Regions from separate parts of the Homo sapiens genome. Here region 2 is linked to region 1. The links are chromatin loops, found by intact Hi-C in ENCODE. Cell type or tissue: CD14-positive monocyte. All regions are shown on one strand. Each heading gives the region's core, and the rest is flanking DNA. Links, peaks and the distances in the headings are about the cores only. Region 1 has its middle 210 kb from the start of NAMA. Region 2 overlaps LOC101928438 (a long non-coding RNA gene).

What was found. A loop is a pair of places that touch in the nucleus more often than their neighbours do. Peaks named below come from ENCODE experiments on the same cell type or tissue, not always from the same donor. Only the 100,000 strongest peaks of a DNase experiment are listed, where the experiment ranks them.
Region 2: a loop joins it to region 1, with 3 times the contacts of the local background. A loop is called at or near these places in 3 of 110 quality-filtered maps.

The regions. Positions count from the first base shown.
Region 1 is chr9:99,578,985-99,581,907 of GRCh38, forward strand. No RefSeq gene overlaps it. Among named protein-coding and RNA genes, the nearest start is that of NAMA, 210 kb to the left of the region's middle. In CD14-positive monocyte, for the core only: CTCF peaks have their summits at 1,481 and 1,682; DNase peaks (open chromatin) are centred at 407, 1,187 and 2,517; H3K4me3 peaks cover 1,096 bases; H3K27ac peaks cover 2,500 bases.
Region 2 is chr9:99,633,111-99,636,033 of GRCh38, forward strand. All of the region lies in intron 3 of LOC101928438 (a long non-coding RNA gene), which reads right to left. Among named protein-coding and RNA genes, the nearest start is that of NR4A3, 190 kb to the right of the region's middle. In CD14-positive monocyte, for the core only: no CTCF peak of the experiment used is centred there; DNase peaks (open chromatin) are centred at 371 and 1,261; H3K27ac peaks cover 1,869 bases.

The DNA.
Region 1 (2,923 bases), core at 232-2,731:
ACTTTGACTCAGCTCCCAGACCTTACTTGGATTATTCACTCTTCTGTATTATTGCCTTCCTGTAATCCAATTAAACAAAGACTTTCCTGAGTGCTACTTGGGGTCAAACTCTGTGCTGGGACAGGAACCAGGCATGCATCCACATTATCCCACCTATTATATTAGGATCTCTCTATCTGGGGACAGGAGTCAAACACGTACCCCATTCGCTAGTATCCAGAGGGAAATTAAATACATGCTGTGTGAAAGTTCAAGCAATGGGCTATGCCAATGGGACTTTCATTGACAGAGATGGAAATACAAAGGGATGGGAAGAGCATTGCAGGCAGGTAGAAAGATCTGAGACAAGCCCAGAGGCATGATAGTGCACGGAGTATTCAGGAAGGATATGAGGTTTTGAAAATGGTGACGTGGCTACATGGCATCACAGGGTATGACTCCTGGCTTTATCTTTGAACTGGTCTTATATCAACCTTTCCATTCAACTGTTAGTAAATACATATTTGTTGAGTGCCTATTAGGGGCCAGGCACTGTTTTGAGTGCTAGGGATACAGCAGTCAACAAGATACCCTCATTCATGACCCTTCCAAGGTAACAGAAGGCTACATGTAGTTCATCAAATAAAATAAAAATATGTCAGGTGGTGGTAAGTGCAATGAAGGACAACATACAGAGTAATGGGACAGAGAGTGGGGGGAAGGTTGCTTTTGTAGGTAGAGCTATCAGAGAAGGCTCTTTGATGAGGTAATCTTTTAGCACATATCTGAATGGAATGGCGGGTGAGCTATGAAGATATCTGGTATGAAGCTGTCATAGGCAGAGAGAGAAAAATATAGATGCCTGGAAAATGAACGATGTTTCTCACTTTTGAGGAATAGCAAACGAGGCTGGCGAAAAGGTGGTGAGGAAATGAGATCCAACCTGTTGTAGGGCTCTGGGCCATGTGGGGTCCTGTTCATTGAGTAAGAACTTTGGAGTGTGCTCTCAATGCAGTAGGAAGCCGCTGGAAGGCTGTTGGTGAACCAAGCATTACAGCCACGTGAGCGATTCTAAATCTCCTGGGAAATCTAAGTTCTGTCCTACTGCAGGGCTTTTACCCATGCTGTGCCCTCTGCCAAGAATGTCTTTCCCCCACTCTTTACTGGGCCATTGCCTACTCCCCTTAGGGAAGTGTCTTTACTTCCCTTTTGTAGCACTTACCAAAAGGAACATTACACAATCATATGCATAACTTTCATTTCTCACTGTTTCTTCCACTAGATAGGGAGCTCCGTGAGGTAAGACAGTGTGGCTGTCCTCTTTATGCCTGTATCTTCAGTATCCAGTACAGGGTCTGATTTTTAAGAGGTGCTCAATAAATATTTATCAAATTAATGTGAAAATAAATGAAAGATAAAGATGAAAAGTCAAGTTGGAGCCTCTAACCCTGCAGTAGAGAAGCAACTCTGGCCTGCAGATCATAGAATGGCCACATGGAAAGCATATTAAGGGTGCAGTTCAGGGTACGATTCTGCCCAGCCCCTAATAACCATGGGCAAGAGAAATGGAAAGGAATTGAGACTGGAGGCAGAAAGAATAGAAAGCAATGTTTAAAGCTGTTTGATAGACTTCCTTTCCTGTGCAAAATTTTCATATTTGGGAGAAATGTATGTGTTATAGAGGATTTCATGAATTTAGGGATTTACCAAGGTCTGAGTAATGCTGCAGTGTATGGTGATAACAGTCAATGATTGCTAGTAGTATGATCAAACAACAACAAGAAGTACCAAGTAGCAGAGATTATACTATACAAGAGTCAGGAGATCTGAGTTTGTTCATCCATTTATTAATTTATTCAATCATTATTCATGCAACAAAATTGATTACTGACCACATGGTAGGGGCCAGGCCCTATGATAGGCACTGGATTTAGGTTCTGTTTGTTACCTACTAAGCATGCAAACTTGGGCAAGGCATTTAACATCTCTGTACAAGGAGGAAAAGAATCATTTATAAGGGAGTGGTCTTCCCCATTAAAGGAAAAGACAAAGCCCTCCATACTTTGTTCAGAGATCTGGGTTTCCAGATGGAGAGGTATGATGAGTAAAAGGCCTAAATTCTGTCTCCTTGAGTTTCCTTTTCCTCATAGAGTTCTAACTTGGATTCCTCTGGCACACCCAAAGAGTCTGGAATGGTTTCTATCATCTCCTTCGTGGCCTAGTAAAATCCCTACTTGTCCCCCAGGGCCCACATTAAATGTCTGAGCTCTTGAAACCTTCATTGGCTCTCTATTCCCTTAGCAAAATAAATCCCTCCCATCTGCCCCACTTTGAATGCTCAGCTCATCAATTTGTTGTGCAGCTGACTTCTCCATGTGATTGGAAGGTGGGTTCTTCTGAGAAGCATGTTTTCTTCCCTCTGTCTCTCCAGCCTTTGGCTAAGTGTCTGGCCCAGAATATATTGTCTGTAGTTAAATGGATAAAAAGTCACCAGTCCAGCAGAATAGCTGATAAGTGACACAATGGTGGAAGGAAGTCTGAACAGACTTACTATGACTCAGAAAAAGACACCTCTCAACTAAGCTAGCTAAGAATATCAGTAACTACTCACTGAGGGACACTGAGAGACCAGGGGGCCTCGGGGGTGGGAGGTAGGGGGTTGAGTTAATGGAACTTGCTTGTAGAAGACAGAAGGGTGGTCAATTATTTATTTTCCTTAATAAAATTATATTACACCCCATATCTTTGTAAGTTAGAGGTAGATGATGGCTTACTGAACTGTCTGTGCAGAGATGTGCCCAGGTCTTCAGATGGAAGTTTGAGCCTCAAATGACACACCCTTGAGGCCTATTGTGCCTTGGGCATCTCTAGCTCAGGGATGCTAATACTTTTTCTAATAGAATGTTAATAATTAAGGAACAAAGACATCCATCCTAAGTAGTGT
Region 2 (2,923 bases), core at 208-2,707, 54 kb after region 1:
ATTTTATTTATGTAGTTCCATTTTCTTAAAAAACTGCTTTTTCTTAAAGAAAAGTATTTCTGTAATTTCAAAATATATATATCTTAGGTCTAGAGTCAAAGTATTATAAATATTCTCTCACAAATCTAAATTATAATTCTTAACAATCCACAAAGAGCTTCCAAAATACTTGAATTATTATAGATTATAAAATTCTAGAATGTGTCTTGCCATTAAAAATATCAAGTACAATTTGCCCTTAATTTCTTCAAAAAAGAAAGAATTATGACCAGATGGAATGGAATATAAATATGCAAAATGCTAACCTATTTATAATATATGACCAGTAAGAAAGATGGGAAAGGGGAACTGAGAACATGTTGCCAAAAAGAAAAGTGACTAAAGGGAGATTTTGATAATTGTTACTAAGTTTCTGAACTTGATAGTTTTTATTAAGTTTCTAAACATTGAGAAGAAGTTATGAAAGCACAATTTAATGAATCTGTAGAACACCTAAGAATGAAAAGATGAGAGGGAGGTAAGCAAATATCCACTTTCTTCTTAGAGTGCTCTTACTTTCATAGCTTCATGTTTTAAAACAGTAAAATATTTTACATAAACATTATTAGAAGCATGAGACTTAAAAGTCCTGAACATAGAAACCAATGAAAATTTCTCTAAGCTTGAATTCTGTTTCTACTGTCTTTTCTCATCTTCATATCTAAGACTCTATGACGTGGCCGGACGCAGTGGCTCACGCTTGTAATCCCAGCACTTTGGGAGGCTGAGGCGGGTGGATCATGAGGTCAAGAGATCGAGACCATCCTGGCCAACATGGTGAAACCCTGTCTCTACTAAAAATACAAAAATTAGCCGGATGTGGTGGCAGGTGCCTGTAGTCCCAGCTACTCGGGAGGCTGAGGCAGGAGAATCACTTGAATCCAGGAGGTGGAGGTTGCAGTGAGCCGAGATTGTGCCACTGCACTCCAGCCTGGCAACAGAGTGAGACTCCGTCTCAAAAAAAAAAACAAAAACAAACAAAAAAAAAACTATGAGAATCTATGACGTATGGAGACCAGTTCATTGAAAAAATGAAGGTGAAAATAGTTGAGATTATTACATCTTTAGCCTCCAATCATATTTGTTTTAGGCAGGTATTATTTCATCTTGCCTAGTTCTGTGAAATGCTCTCATAAAAGTCCCCGACTCTCACCGTTTCTATCATAAATGTCCCTAATTCCCACCATGCTCTCAGACATATGGAAGAGCTCCTTTCTTGAATTTGTGACTCATATAGTTGTAACTTCACTTGCAGCATCAGTTTCAGTTTAAGTTCCCTTTATTGTCTCCTCTGAGGATATGGAAAGTTAGAAGCTGTCCAACAATTTCAGGCCAAAGAAATAGTATTGAACGGAATGATCAGTATTAGCATGGGTAGAAATGGAAATTACCATATAAATTATTTATCTGCATGGTTGAATTTGTTTGCACTTAACAAGTCAACTATGGGCAAGACACACTGCAGAATGATTCCAAGAATTAAAAACAGGCATTTATCTATTTGTCTGTTTTATTCTTGCCTCATTTCACAATGTAAACACAAAGAAATGCTTATAATAAAACTGAAAAATATAAGTCGAAAATAAAACAACAGGACAAAGTAAAATATAAATTAGAATGAGAAGTACAGGCCAGGAAGAAAATAAGCACAAATAGGCAACTCCAATGCCCTCTCACAGTTGTGGAATACAGAGTTCAATCTGATCTTCCAGAATGCCACAGCAAAAGGAAAGCACTTTGTTATTATTCATGATGCTGAAATGCTGTTATCCATCTGGGGAAGGAAAACTTCATTACTTACCTCTAATATAAATATCTCAAAATGGGATTGGGTAATGTGGTATAATGCCCTTAACCATGGTACTGGTTATTTTCCATTTGTTTCTCCACCTTGACTTTACTCTCCGCCTTTCTCTCCGTTCTGTGCCATAGGAGGCTTATCCTGCAGACCAGCTTTCCCAGGCTCCCTTGCTGGTTGGCTTCAGGTTGGGTTTGGCTGGAGACTAAAAGTCAGGACATGAGGGAGGCTGGAGAATTACTTCCTTGCTTCATCTTTGCTTTGGGCCCCACTTCTGTTACAGGCTACATTCCTTCAGGACCACAGCTATGTGGGGTGGCACTTCCCACGACTCCAATAGCCCTTCAGCTTTAAACTGTAATCCCTTACCACTTTGCTAAACTCTAGCTGCCTCTACATTTTTTCTTGATTCTCTTAACTCTGTTCACACCTGCCATCATTAAAGACTCTTTTTTTGAATAAATGGTGTGAATTTGTTTTCTTTCCAGGACTCCGATTGATACACATGAGTTCCCATAGCAAAGTATATTTTAAAAGCCTGCTTCTCAAAAGAAATGAAGGAACATAACAATAGCCTTCACAGGTATCTCAATGAAAATACCTCCAAAAGAGCCAAGAAAATATTTTCCAAGTATACAAAAACTGGCCATCTAGGGCAGCACTATTCAATAGAACTTTCTAAGATAATGGATATCTGTGTTGCCCAATATATTAGCCATAAATAATGTGTGGCTATTAAGCTCCTGAAACATGGTAGTGGGATTAAGAAACTAAATTTTTAATTTTATTTAATTAAGATTAATTTACATTTACATTTAAGTAGCCACATGTGAGTGGCTACCCTACTGCACAATGCAGGTCTATATTAATCCAAGGATAAAAATCCAGAGACTATCTGAATACATAGTATAAAAATTTTAAGTGAAACAACTCAGATACAGAAATACAGATACCGCATGTTCTCTCTTATAAGTGGTAGCTAAACAATGTGTACACATGGACATAGAGTGTGAAATGAGACTATGAGACTAGGAAGGGTCAGGGGGTCAGAGAGGGAGTTGGATGATGAGAAATTACTTAATGGGT